Linked DNA regions of Homo sapiens: region 2 is linked to region 1. The links are chromatin contacts, found by POLR2A ChIA-PET in ENCODE. All regions are on one chromosome and are shown on one strand. Each heading gives the region's core, a stretch centred on a gene start or an enhancer-like site at or near the end of the contact. The rest is flanking DNA. Distances are from core to core; before and after follow the strand shown. Region 1 overlaps P4HA1 (prolyl 4-hydroxylase subunit alpha 1). Region 2 overlaps MYOZ1 (myozenin 1).

The links. ChIA-PET counts read pairs that join two places held with the same protein, here RNA polymerase II (POLR2A).
Region 2: POLR2A ChIA-PET joins it to region 1 with 11 read pairs in HEK293. The contact joins two enhancer-like sites. POLR2A ChIA-PET finds 5 or more read pairs at or near these places in 3 of 52 experiments (BJ, H1 and HEK293).

Annotation. Positions count from the first base shown.
Region 1 is chr10:73,041,948-73,048,406 of GRCh38, forward strand. P4HA1 (prolyl 4-hydroxylase subunit alpha 1) reads right to left here. Exons shown (of 15, transcript NM_001017962.3): 8 at 4,978-5,154; 9 at 3,034-3,104. Among named protein-coding and RNA genes, the nearest start is that of P4HA1, 52 kb to the right of the region's middle. Within about 2 kb of position 2,589, at least 4 of the 41 ENCODE cell types and tissues checked have a DNase peak (open chromatin) inside an H3K27ac peak, as active enhancers do.
Region 2 is chr10:73,632,031-73,638,489 of GRCh38, forward strand. It overlaps MYOZ1 (myozenin 1), which reads right to left. Exons shown (of 6, transcript NM_021245.4): 3 at 5,714-5,892; 4 at 2,454-2,703; 5 at 1,870-2,035; 6 at 1-131. Among named protein-coding and RNA genes, the nearest start is that of MYOZ1, 6.2 kb to the right of the region's middle. Within about 2 kb of position 2,544, at least 2 of the 41 ENCODE cell types and tissues checked have a DNase peak (open chromatin) inside an H3K27ac peak, as active enhancers do.

The DNA of each region.
Region 1 (6,459 bases), core at 1,339-3,838:
TGATCCTCCCACCTCAGCCTCCCAAGTAACTGGGTCTACAGGTACATGCCACCACACCTGGCTAATTTTTTTTGTATTTTTTGTAGAGTTGGGGTTTTAACATGTTGCTCAGGCTGCGGTCTTCATTTCTAAAGGCTTCTTGTCAAGTAAATTTTGTATTAAATAAATTTGTATGATTTTCTCTTGTTAATCTGTCTTTTGTTATAGGGGTCTCAGCTATGAAGCTAGTGATAGGCAAGAAAAAAAATTTTTCTCTCTTACTGGGGCAAAAGGGCAGGTGGTGTTATACAGCAGAGACAAGAAACCAAGACGTGTATAGTAACGTTTAAGGTTAATATATAAAAGGCATATGGTCCTGCCCAAAAAAGAAAAAGGAAATGCTGAATCAACACATTCGGTCCAGCCTAATCTTTTTCTTTTTGAAGACAGCAGTAATCTTCAAAATTTCTCTGAGTACCTCCTAAAATGCCTGTTAAAATCTATGTTTGCCTTTGCATAAATTTTTTAGTTGACAACTAAATTTTTTCATAATTTAGTTTCGAATGATTGAATTGTCATATTGAAAACGTTGGTAATTTCTAAAAAATGATTACTTTAAATGTATCCACTGGAATCTAAATACCATAATGATTTGATATCCACCATCATCCACTTAAAATATGTGAACAAAATATTTTTTAATACTTGGACATTTTACATCTTTTTTTTTTTTCTTGATGTTATAGTTTCATTCCATTCTTATCCTAGAACAGTTAATTCTCAACAGGGGTGGAGTCACTAGAGGTAGTGGTGGGGATTTTACCTATCAGGGGACATTTGACAATGTCTGGAGACATTTTTGATTGTCACAACTTAAGGAAGGGTGCTACTGGCATCCAGTGAACCACAGATGCTATTAAACATCCTACAAAGCTGAAGATAGCCCCCAAGAACAAGAATTATCTGACTCAAAATGTCAATAGTGCTATTGATAAGGTTAAGAAACCTTGTCCTACAGTGACACATTTTTATGCCTGAAAATCTTTTATTTATCACATTATACTTATCTATATTAAAAATATTTATACAATTAACAAAAATATGAATTTCCTAAAACAAAAAGCCTGTGTTAAAGACCTATAAAAAGGCTGTGTTAAAGATAGTATCTTCTGGATTGTTACTATAATTATTATTCACATTTGTTAATCTAAATAACATGACTAAACAATCATTATCAAGTATAAACAAGTGAAAATGTATTAAGATGTTCCTAATGAGATGGATGGGGCTTATGTTTGTTATATTTCATTAGTTATTGTGTCTGTGGATAAATATTCTACTTGTTAGAATAAAAATTCAGCACAAAGATATTTCTATTTTCATGAGAGCCGAGAAACCTTCACAAGTAGATGGAAAAGGAGTTCTATTGTAATACTGTCACCCAATTCTGTGAGCTCTAAGTTACACAGTGAGCTCTTTTTAAAAAACATTTTAGTGATCAATCAACTAATAACCTAATAAGATTATCTTTAAACACTGTTAAAAGCAAGGAACTTGCAAAGGCTTTGTTATAAAGGCACTTACTTACGCAATACCTGCAGCTACTAGGTGACCCTGAGATTTTTAAACCCCTGCTTTACTGCAGAGTCCAAAAGAGGCCTTGTTTAATGAAGGGAATTTGGGAACTTCTCTTAGTTCAATATGAGAACACATTTCACTTATCAAAGTTTGGGGAGCCTCAACAGACATTATGTAAGTTAATGTTACTTTGGAAAACCCCTATTAACTGCCCCATAACCATGTTTATTAGTCCGTCATGAAAACTCCAGCACAGATATTATCAAACATCTATGCCTAACCACCTAGGTCTTAGAAACTATATCATGAGTTTTCAGAAAATTAGATTCCCAAGAAAGAAATGGTCCAAATATGACTAAAGTTCTCTCCATTACTCCCTTACCTCTTAGATACTCTGTACTGTGCTGTGGTCAATTTTCCAGTCTCAGGGTCATGTACTGTAGCTCGGCTCAGCTACAAAAAAAGAGAAAGGACAAGGACTTACTCCAGTAGCAGGCAATTTTGGGCTTTTTGTTTGTTTTGTTTTGCCAAGCCACAGGTGATTGGAAGGGTTCAGATTGGTCTGGATGGTGGGTAATGGTCTCGAATCCACAAAAACATTTAGAAAAGTGGCAGTAAGAACAGCCACTTCCAAATCAAGAGAAAATGAGTTGACAGATTTTTGTTGTAGATTTATTGTCCTTTCACTTTTTTTAAACAAAAAATCATTTGAAGCTGTATGTAAATGATTTATAGCACTGGGTTTCACAGAAACTTTCTCAGATCTAGAAGTTATTTAAATATTTTGAAAAAAAATAGTAGACTCCTTAAATTCATTTTTCAAACCTCTCACTGAGATAAAACTGTTTTTAAATCTCTCTGGCAAAGTAAAAGGCAACTAAGTTTACAACTAATTTTTGGAAGACAGAGCTCAGAAGCGTAACTCTGTTCTTCCTACTGCCAACTTTTGAGTCAGCGAATTTTTTTAAATAAAAAACTCAAACAGGAGGAATACAGATTACTACATAATGACAATGTTATTTTACAAGATGTATGAACAAATGCCAACGTAATCACCATGAAGGAGGATATGAATCACCGCAGCATTTATGAATATGAGAAAACTGCATAGGTGAAGACTACTACTCCCAGATTCAGGAGGCTGCTGCTTTATTTCCCCCTTTGGCAACAAAAGGGAAAAAGAAAACAAGTATCAGGCCACTTCCTGGATATTTGACACCTGATCTGAAGAAAGATAAAAAGCATATTAATTCCCTAAAAATAACATACCAATTAAAGGTTAAAAACAGAACTTCTAGTGAAGGAGAAAGACCTGTGAAACACAAAGCAGTTTATCCATGCGTTATCCTGTTTATATACAGGGTGGTGACTTGAGCTGGTGACTGAAAATGACCCACTTTCCTTAAATGAATAATTCCTGTAAGATGTATAAAACACTCATTAGAGGGCAAAATATGCAGCATACACATCTCTTACCTTTTGCTAATTCTGTAATGTACCGTCTCCAAGTCTCCTGTTATTGGGTTTGAAATGGTGGCTCGCCTCAGCTGTGAAGCCAACCATCAAAATAGTTGCATTACAAAACAAAAAACTGAATCACATTTACCCAACCAGTCAGAATTCCAGGGTTTTTACAAAGGAGGCTAAAAAGAGAAAATAACTCCATACACTTCCAGTCACCTTGTGCTGAGCCTTGAAAGCCAGTTAGTTTTTTAGGTTTTTGGGGTTTTTTTTTTTTCTTCAATTTTTTGTTTTGCATAGATGGAGGACATACAAACAAAAGAGATTGGAAATTAAATTTCTTTCAATGGTGAAAGGACATGACAGTAAGAAAAAGAGACATATCTAAAATTTGAAGTCTAATTTACAGTTAAAATAGCCATCTGGGGGTGGGGAGAGAAGGGGAAAAAAAGAAGAATGCCTATTTGCAATTAATGATCCATTCCAAAACCTTTGACTTTAATTTTTTTTAGTGATGGAACTGTTTGCACAGGTTAATGTTTAAAATTCATTTTAAGGTCAATCTTTTGTCCCTTCAAGATAGCCACTCTCATTAACATATACAGTGAAATAATCTTGGACTGAGAACAAAGGCAGAGGAAAAGAGCTCATAAATGTTAAAAACAGCAAGAAAGAGGTGACCGCCTAGATAATAATTTCAATTTTTTTTAATGGAACGATGATTCTGAGGTTGTGAGAGCATGAAATTTTATTGCCATTAAATTTATTGATCAAAAACAATCCAAATTGAGGAATCTCCAGAATATAACTTGATCTCCAAGTTGAAATGAATTAATTACCTTGGATGGCACCAATAATATATATTAATGTTAGACCAGTCTTTTGCATTTATAATGTAATCTTTGGCCAAAAAAAAAAAAAACCACCAATTTGGAGAAGCAGAAAAACTCTAAAAGAAATTCTAACTTCATTTTGTAGTATAGATATCCAGATAATTCAAACCTTTGATATAATAAGGGTCAACAAACTATGGCCACAGACCAAATTCAGCCTGCTACCTGCCACTGGAAATAAAATTTTACTGTAATATAGCCACACTCTTTCATTTACATATTTTCTTTGGCTGCTTTTGCACTATAATGGCAGAACTAAATAGTCATGACAGAGATCATATGGCCTCCAAAGCCTAAAAAATATCTAATATTGACCTTTATGGAAAAAATCTGCCAACTCCTGTGTAAGACAGCAAAGCATGCCTAGAATTTATTCAACAATCTCTTTATGAAAGTGATGGCAGCTTGTATTTTACTATCAAGAAGACCAAATATGTTTTAAGAACAAGCTGATGGGGGAAAAGGCAAGAGCATAAAGGGTAGTCTTTTCCACATTCTCACTAAAGAGTTTTTATGCTCAACACTAAGCTTATAGATTGGGTTTACGTTAGATTCTTTTTCTTTTTAAGATAAATTCTGTGGGTTAAAGTCAGAAAACTATCACCATTTCAAATTAACATAATACTTGTGCCCAATTATATCTTTTTATAATAGTAACAATGTGCCTAAAAGGGAATAAAAATACTTCCACGGTATTCTTTCAGTAAAAATACAGAAGTGAAAAAGCTGGGCTTTGAGTAGCCTCTGAGATTAAAAGACTCCAAAATACAGAGAAAAGTTTATCAGGAAGACAGTGAAACACAAATTTGTTAATGGTGAATAAAAATCTCACAATAATTTTCATAATTCAGTGCTTAAAACCCAGTTAAGGGTACATTACTTGTGTTGATAACAAATGGAAAAACTGGCATAAACACAGCATCATTAGTAACTCCATTATGCTGAGGCAAAATATCTTTAAAAAATCTGTGGCATTATTCGTATATCAATTATCCTATTTTTTTACAAAGAAAAATTGATACAAAGGTACAGTAAATTGAGGAGAAAGAAAGAAAACATTATTTACCCTTGGTTTTGCTAGGTCTTTGACGATTTCAATTTCTGCATCAGAAATAATATCATGGAAGCGAATAATACGAGGCTTGTCCCATTCATCCTCCTGTTTAGCTGGAGCCAGAATAAATTTAGGATTACGGTTTCCATCATGGTAGCGGCAAAAGAGTTTTTTCTGTCTCCGAGGGGTCTAAACATAAAGTTAAGAATATGATGAATATATTACAGTAATAATACTTTTAATATCTATTCCTATGCAGATAAGAGACAATAATCATGCTTGCATATACAGAGTATCTCTGGAAAAACATACAAAAGAAGCAGTACTCTGCAAATATTTTGCCTCAAACAGGATGTTCAGAATTTTAAATACAGTATTAATGATTATTTTCTGGGTGAGAGAGGCGAGGTCTTAAATAAGGAGAAAGGTAGTGTATCTCTTTTAACCCTTCACTCATCAAAATAAAGTTCAAATGTTTAAATATGAAAAAAAAGCCATGTTTATGAAAATATTAAATGAATGCCTGGCATTGCTCTAAATGGCACAAAGTAACTGGAAAGCACCCAGAGACAAAAAGTTTCTAGAAGAAAAAAAAAACTAGGTTTTCCTAAATACCTCACAGTTAAATGCTTGTGGCAAAAAAAAAAAAAAAAAAAAAGGAATTTTTTTAAGGGCAAAATAAAAAATGGATAGCTCTGAAAAAGAAAAAATAAGTTATTAAACAAAGATCCCAGATGCTTTTATTAGGCAGTATAAAAATAGAGCAGTCAACAAAACAAATTCCCTTCAATCATCTATGTATTATATTAATAAGTTATTTTGTTGCCTACTTCTCTTAATTAAACAAGTATGTCAGGCCTGGCATGGTGGCTCATGCCTATAACCCCAGCACTTTGGGATGCTGAGGTAGGAGGATCACTTGAGCCCAAGGAGACCAAGATCAGCCTAGGTCACACAGCGAAATCTCGTCTCTACAAAAAATTTAAAAAATTAGCCGGACATGAGGGCACTTGCCTGTAGTCCCACATACTTGAGGGGCTGAAATGGGAGGACTGCTTAAGCCCAGGAGGTAGAGGTTGCAGTGAGCCATGATCATGCCACTACACTCCAGCCTGGGTGACAGAGCAAGAAGCTGTCTCAAAAAAACAAAACAAAACAAAAACAAGTATGTCACATAAGCAGGAATATGAGTAGTCTGTTTCAATTATTATACTAATAGTATACTAAAACAAATAATGATTCATGTTTATTCTCCATGCACTTTACCTAGAGTCAAATCCAAGGCTTTAATTTTTAGTAAGTCTTTTATATAATGATGAGATGAATGTAGCTATTCTGAGAAAAAGAATTTTTTGTTTTTGTTTTTGTTTAGACAAAGTCTTGCTCTGTTACCCAGGCTGCACTGCAATGCCTTGATCTCGGCTCACTGCAGCCTCTGCCTCCTGGGTTCAAGCAATTCTCCTGCCTCAGCCTCCCAAGTAGCTGAGATTACAG
Region 2 (6,459 bases), core at 1,294-3,793, 590 kb after region 1:
AAGGCCTGTTGGAGAGGTTTTGGTTGTAGAGGACCAGGGGTTCACTCAGCAAGGGCCCCAGGTCAAACTTGGGCATCTGGAAGGTCATGCGTTTGGAGGCCTTCTCATATCCACCATAGGGCATTGCCGTCCTGAGAAGGGGACACATTATTTAATTAAGAATCAGAATAAAAGAAACAGAGCCTTATCATGAGATGCTACCCTCTTTGAGAATAGGGAAGTCTGTGAATTCTAGTTTGGGATTGCATCTGTACTCCTTCTTCTTCCTTAGCATCCCATTTTGCCTTCCTGGTTAGCTTGTTTCCCCAAAGCTAATAATGAGAAAAGGAGTCTAGTGTGTACTAGAGACTCTTGGATAGCTGTGACCCAGACCAGCATTTCAGAGAAAGTGACCCCAAATACTATAGACCCAAGGGCCTGAGGTCACCTTACATGACAATGTAGAAAGGCCAGGTGCGGTGCGGTGGCTCACGCCTGTAATCCCAGCATTTTGGGAGGCCAAGGTGGGTGGATCACTTGAGACCAGGAGTTTGAGACTAGCCTGGTCAACGTGGTGAAACGCCATCTCTACTAAAAATACAAACACCCCCCCCCCAAAAAAAAATTAGCTGGGCATGGTGGCGCACCCCTGTCATCCCAGCTACTCAGGTGGCTGAGGTATAGGAATTGCTTGAACCCAGGAGGTGGAGGTTGCAGTGAGCCGAGACTGCACCACTGCACTTCAGCCTGGGCAACAGAGCAAGACTCTGTCTCAAAAAAAAAAAAAAAAATTGCAATATAGAGACCCCCTCTCTCCAACCCTAGTGGACAGTGGATAGCCTGGCTAAGAGTAATTATTGTTGCCTGGAAAATCCAGGCTCCTTAGGACCAAATACAAGAGTACCTTTCTAGCTCTTCCCTATCCTTTCACACAGACCTCCTCTCCATGGGCTAGAGAAGCCTAATTCCAAAAGAACAGAGACTTAGAGCCATCTAAAGCAGGGTGGCCAGGCATGGTGGCTCACGCCTGTAATCCCAGCACTTTGGGAGCCCGAGGCGGGCAGATCACCTGAGGTCAGGAGTTTGAGACCAGCCTGGTCAACATGGTGAAACCCCATCTCTACTAAAAATACAAAAATTAGCTGGGCGTGGTGGCGGGTGCCTATAATGCCAGCTACTAGGGAGGCTGAGGCAGGAAAATCACTTGAACCCAGGAGGCGGAGGTTGCAGTGAGCTGAGATCATGCCACTGCACTCCAGCCTGGGCAACAAGAGCAAAACTGAGTCAAAGAAAAAGAAGGAAAGAAAGAAAAGAAAAAAGTATAAGGAAATAGAATCATATTACAGGGAGAATAATGGCATCCTAACCTTGAATGGAAGAGAGCCTCAAGAGGCCTTCAGACATGTAAAATGTTATTCGCATTTAACATTCAAAGCAGGCCGGGCACGGTGGCTCACCCCTGTAATCCCAGGTCTCAGGTAGGCAGAGGCGGGAGGATAGCTTGAGCCCAGGAGTTCGAGACCTGCCTGGGCGATATAGCGAGACCCCATTCTCCACAAAAAGGAAGCAAAAAAAAGACAAAAAATAAATAAGTGTAACGTTCAAAGCAACCCAGGCTCAGAGGTAGAGTGATTTTCCCATGCCTACACAGCTAATAAATGACCATTGAGCTAGAATTCAAATCCTGCCTCCCAGCAAATTTTTTCCTTCATCACACTGCTATGATGAAGCTGAGATAGAGTGAAAAGAGCAGGGCCTTTGATTAGGACCCCCATATCCCTGCCATCTCTCCTTAGCCTCCTTCTGAAACATTTGAATTAGTCTCCATCCTAACTAAAGACACAGTGCCTCACACTAGAATGCATCTGGTTCCTTCCTCACCACCCCTACCTGTTGAAGGACTTATATTTGGGAAGTTCAGCTTTGGCCCCATAGGCCAGCAGGTCAATGCCAAGTTCCATTTTTTGCTGGGGGTCAACCCCCATGGCTCGCTCCCATGGGGAAATATAGGTCTTGAACACAGTGATATGTTTTCCTTCTCCGCCTGCCTGGTCTCCTGGTAGCCATGGGAGAGAAAATTCAGTCAAATAATAGCATTTAGTAGCCAATGAAAGGTAATCCCACGCCCCTACACTAGGGAAATTGCAAGAGCCAGGGACTAAAGATATAATATCCTGGTAATTGTATAAGGTTTGTGGCATAATGATAGTCTGTGGGCAGATCTGTGACTGAATCCGAAAAGCCAGGAAAGTAACTGAAAAACAAGGCTTCTGGGTAGAATAGACACATCTCTATATACTCCTGGACCCAGGTAATTCACCAAGATATTTATGATATTTAAACTGATATTATTATATTTAATATTAAGATATTTAAACTGACCTCCTCTGCTCCCCACACTCAGCGTAGACATCATTCCTGGGACAACTCTGCTCTAGGGACCAAACACATTACTCTTGGGTGAGTGTACTTGCCTGATCCTGTCTCACCAACCCCTGCTGTGCCAGCAGCTCCTCCTCTGCCAGCCTGGCCCGCGGGACCACCTGTACCCCCAGCTCCAGACCCAGAGCCCAGATGGTGCTGCTGATCAGAGCCATACTGTCCGGCAGAGCCACTGCCCCCTGCCTGGCTGCCGCCTCTGCCGTTGCTCTTGCTGTATGAGAATCCCTGACCAGCTGTGCCCAGCTGTCCCCCCACTGTTGGAAGGAACTTCTGGAAGTGATCCTGAAAAGAAGACAAAGTGAGGGGAAGGTTAGCAATGGGTATGGAAAATATACAAAAACAGAGGTATGTTTAGCAAAGGCAGAAATAGTGGCTAACCAGAAGACCCTGAATTTTCTGATATTTCCCCCTCCAGTTGATGGGTAGTACATGGGCTGACTAAGAGAATTAAACTCTTCTTTTTGTTTGTTTGATTTTTTGTGGTTTTTTTTAGACAGAGTTTCGCCCTTGTTGCCCAGGCTGGAGTGTGATGGCACGATCTCGGCTCACCGCAACCTCAGCCTTCCAGGTTCAAGCAATTCCCAGCCTCAGCCTCCCGAGTAGCTGGGATTACAGGCATGCACCATCACACCCGGCTAATTTGATATATTTTTAGTAGAGGTGGGGTTTCTGCACGTTGGTCCGGCTGGTCTCAAACTCCGACCTCAGATGATCCACCCACCTCGGCCTCCCAAAGTGCCGGGATTACAGGCGTTAGCCACCGCACCCAGCCCGAATTAAACTCTTCTTAAGAGGTAGGACTCCCTTGGCTCGTTTCCTCCAGTTATACCTAGGGTAAGGGCAGCGTGTTCTCCACACTCCCCTTTCTCATCCTTAACAAGTCAAAAAAGACCAACACGCCTGCCCAGCTTTAAAAAAAAAAAATGAAAAAAAATTCTTTTGCTTTTTGAGACAGAATCTGGCTCTGTCACCCAGGTTGGAGTGCAGTGACACAATCTCGGCTCACTGCAACCTCCACCTCCCTGGCTCAGGCAATCCTCCCACCTCAGCCTCTCAAGTAGCTGGGACTACTGGCATGCTACCACACCCAGCTAAATTTTGTATTTTTTTTTTTCCTAGAGACAGGGTTTGCCATGTGCCCAGGCTGGTCTCAAACTCCTGGGCTCAAGTGATCCATCTGCCTCAGCCTCCCAAAGTGCTGAGATAACAGGCATGAGCTGTGTCCAGCCCCAACTAAAATTTGGGAGGATGGGGTTGCCATGGAGCACCCAGTCTTAATTACAAGGACTAGAGAAATTCTGCCCCCTCCCTTCCTCAGCTTGTCCAACAGTCAGAACTCTCTTCTCTCTCCTTCTTTCTCTTCCTCTCTCCTCTTGGTGCCTGTTGGACCTCACTGGTGACAGTGACACTGTAGCAGGTGGGGGGAAGTGTGGCCAAAAGGGCAACATTAGATGCAAACCCAAAGCCTAAAAATAACCCCACCAACTTCTTCAGGAGGCTCTCCTGGCCATCCCACCATGTACACCCCAATGCTCCACCCAGTGTAACCAGACCCAGGCAGAGAAGAGTGCTTTTGGCCTCCTAAAGTTAGATATGAGCAGCTCAGCACTTTTACTCTGCTCCTATATGAGGACCAATGACAGACACTTCTGCCCCCGGCCCCATGCAGGCATCTATTTCCACTCTCCCCCAGCCACTCAGAGAGGGTGGAGGAGGAAGAAAGGAAATGGAGAAGGCCCTTCTTCCTCAGCTATACCATCCTGTGCCTGGCCCCTCTCCAGTCTCCTCTTTCTTTGGAGAAGGAGCCTGACTAGAATATATCTTGAAGGACCGTTTCAGTCTCCACACCTGGGGCTTCTTAGGGAATAGACTGACCCTTTAAATGGAAGAATGGCTCAAATGGGAGGTGGCTGTAAAAACTCAATTAACTCTTTCTAGGGTTGCCAGATTTAGCAAATCAAATATAGGATACCACTTAAATTTGAATTTCAGATGCACAACAAATTTTTATTTTTTTTTTTTAGATGGGTTCTCTGTCACCCAGGCTGGAGTGCAGTGGTGTGAACATGGCTCATGTTCATGCATCCTCTACCTTCCAGGCTCAAGCCATCCTCCCACCTCACCCTCCAGAGTAGCTGGGATTACAGGTGTGCGCCACCAGACCCAGCTAACTTTTTAATTTTTTGTAGAAACAGAGTCTTGCCATGTTGCCCAGGCTGGTCTCCAACTCCTGGACTCAAGCAGTCCTCTTGCCTTGGCATCCCAAAGTGCTGGGATTACAGGTGTGAGCTACCACACTTGACCCAAATACTTTTTTAGTATAGATATGCCTCCAAATATTGCTTGGGACTTACTTATACTAAAAAAATTATTCATTTGCATCTGAAATTCAAATTTAAGTGGACATCCTGTATTTTTATTTTAATGTCCCAAATATTGCATGGGACATATTTAAAAAAGAATTCATTGTGCATCTGAAACTCAAATTTAATTGTATATTCTGTATTTTAAAATTTCAATTTTATTCTTTGCCTTATCTTCTTCCTTTTTTCTTTTTTCTTTCTTTTTTTTTTTTTTTTGAGACAGAGTTTCACTCTTGTTGCCCAGGCTGGAGTGCAGTGGCACAATCTGGGCTCACTGCAACTCCACCTCCTGGGTTCAAGTGATTCTCCTGCCTCAGCCTCCTGAGTACCTGGGATCACAGGAACCCACGACCACGCCCAGCTAATTTTTTGTATTTTTAGTAGAGATGGGGGTTTCACCATGTTGGCCAGGCTGGTCTCAAACTCCTGACCTCAGGTGACCCACCTGCCTCGGCCTCCCAAAGTGCTGGGATTACAGGTGTGAGCCACCATGCCTGGCTGCCTTATCTTCTTTCTAAAATTTTTTTAAATTTTTATCTTTATGTCCCAAATATTGCATGGAGCATACTTCACTAAAAAATTATTCATTGTGTATCTCAACTTCAAAATACAAGACTGGACTGCCCCACTGGGCATCCTGTGTTTTATCTGGCAATCTATCTTTAACACTTACCTTTACTGGGAAGGAATTTTCTCCCTAAGGGTGTGGTATTCTCCAACCCTTCAGTGGCTCTATGATGAAAACTGGGTTTCAGAGGTGGGCTGTAACTCACCCTGGAGCTGTTGCGGGCTCAATATATCTGGGGGTTTAACAAATTTATAAATTTTCAGGGAGGGGATGTTGACTGCATTTTGGAGGTTCAGGGCCTACTAACAAGCTGTCAGAACAGGCACCAGGCTTTGAGATAGTGATAAAGTTCCAGACTCACCATTGAGCTGTCAGAGAAAACATCAGGGTGGTTCTCATAAATAAACTTCTCCACCCTCATCTGCCGCAGTTTGAACATCTTGGAGCCCCGGTTGGTAAGCAGCGACAGTTCCTCCAACATCACATCCCTTGGGACACTGATCTTTTTGCCCAGGTTCAAGCCTGAGCTCTCCTGTCCACCTTTCAGGGAGGCAAAGAAGAAGAATCAAGGGAAAGAGGAAAGTAGGGTTTTCTGGGCTCAGAATGCAGACCTCATCCACAACTAAGTGTGTATGTGTGTCCTGGCAGAGGTCATTTAGGGGAACAAATGCTGTCTAGTTTGTGAGGGATTTTGATTTCCTGGGACTTGGAGAGAATGCATGGGAACTGGGGTGCACTGTGGAGATAATGGGAATACTAGAGTGGAGAGGCCAATGGGGTAAAAGAGGTACGGGCATGGGGTACAGAGCAAAAGGAGTAAAGGAACATCATAGATGGAGGCCATTGGAGAAACCATGGCATCAGGAAAAACCCAGAGGCCAATCTTGTGTGGAGTCCAAATACAGATGCCATATATATATATATATATATATTTGTTTTTATTTTTTATTCTTTTTTTTCATTTTTTTGAGACAGAGTCCTGCTCTATCATCCAGGCTGGAGTGGAATGGCGCGATCTCAGCTCACTGCAGCCTCCGCCTCCCAGGTTCAAGCAATTCTCCTGCCTCAGCCTCCCAGGTCGCTGGGATTGCAGGCCTGCACCACCAT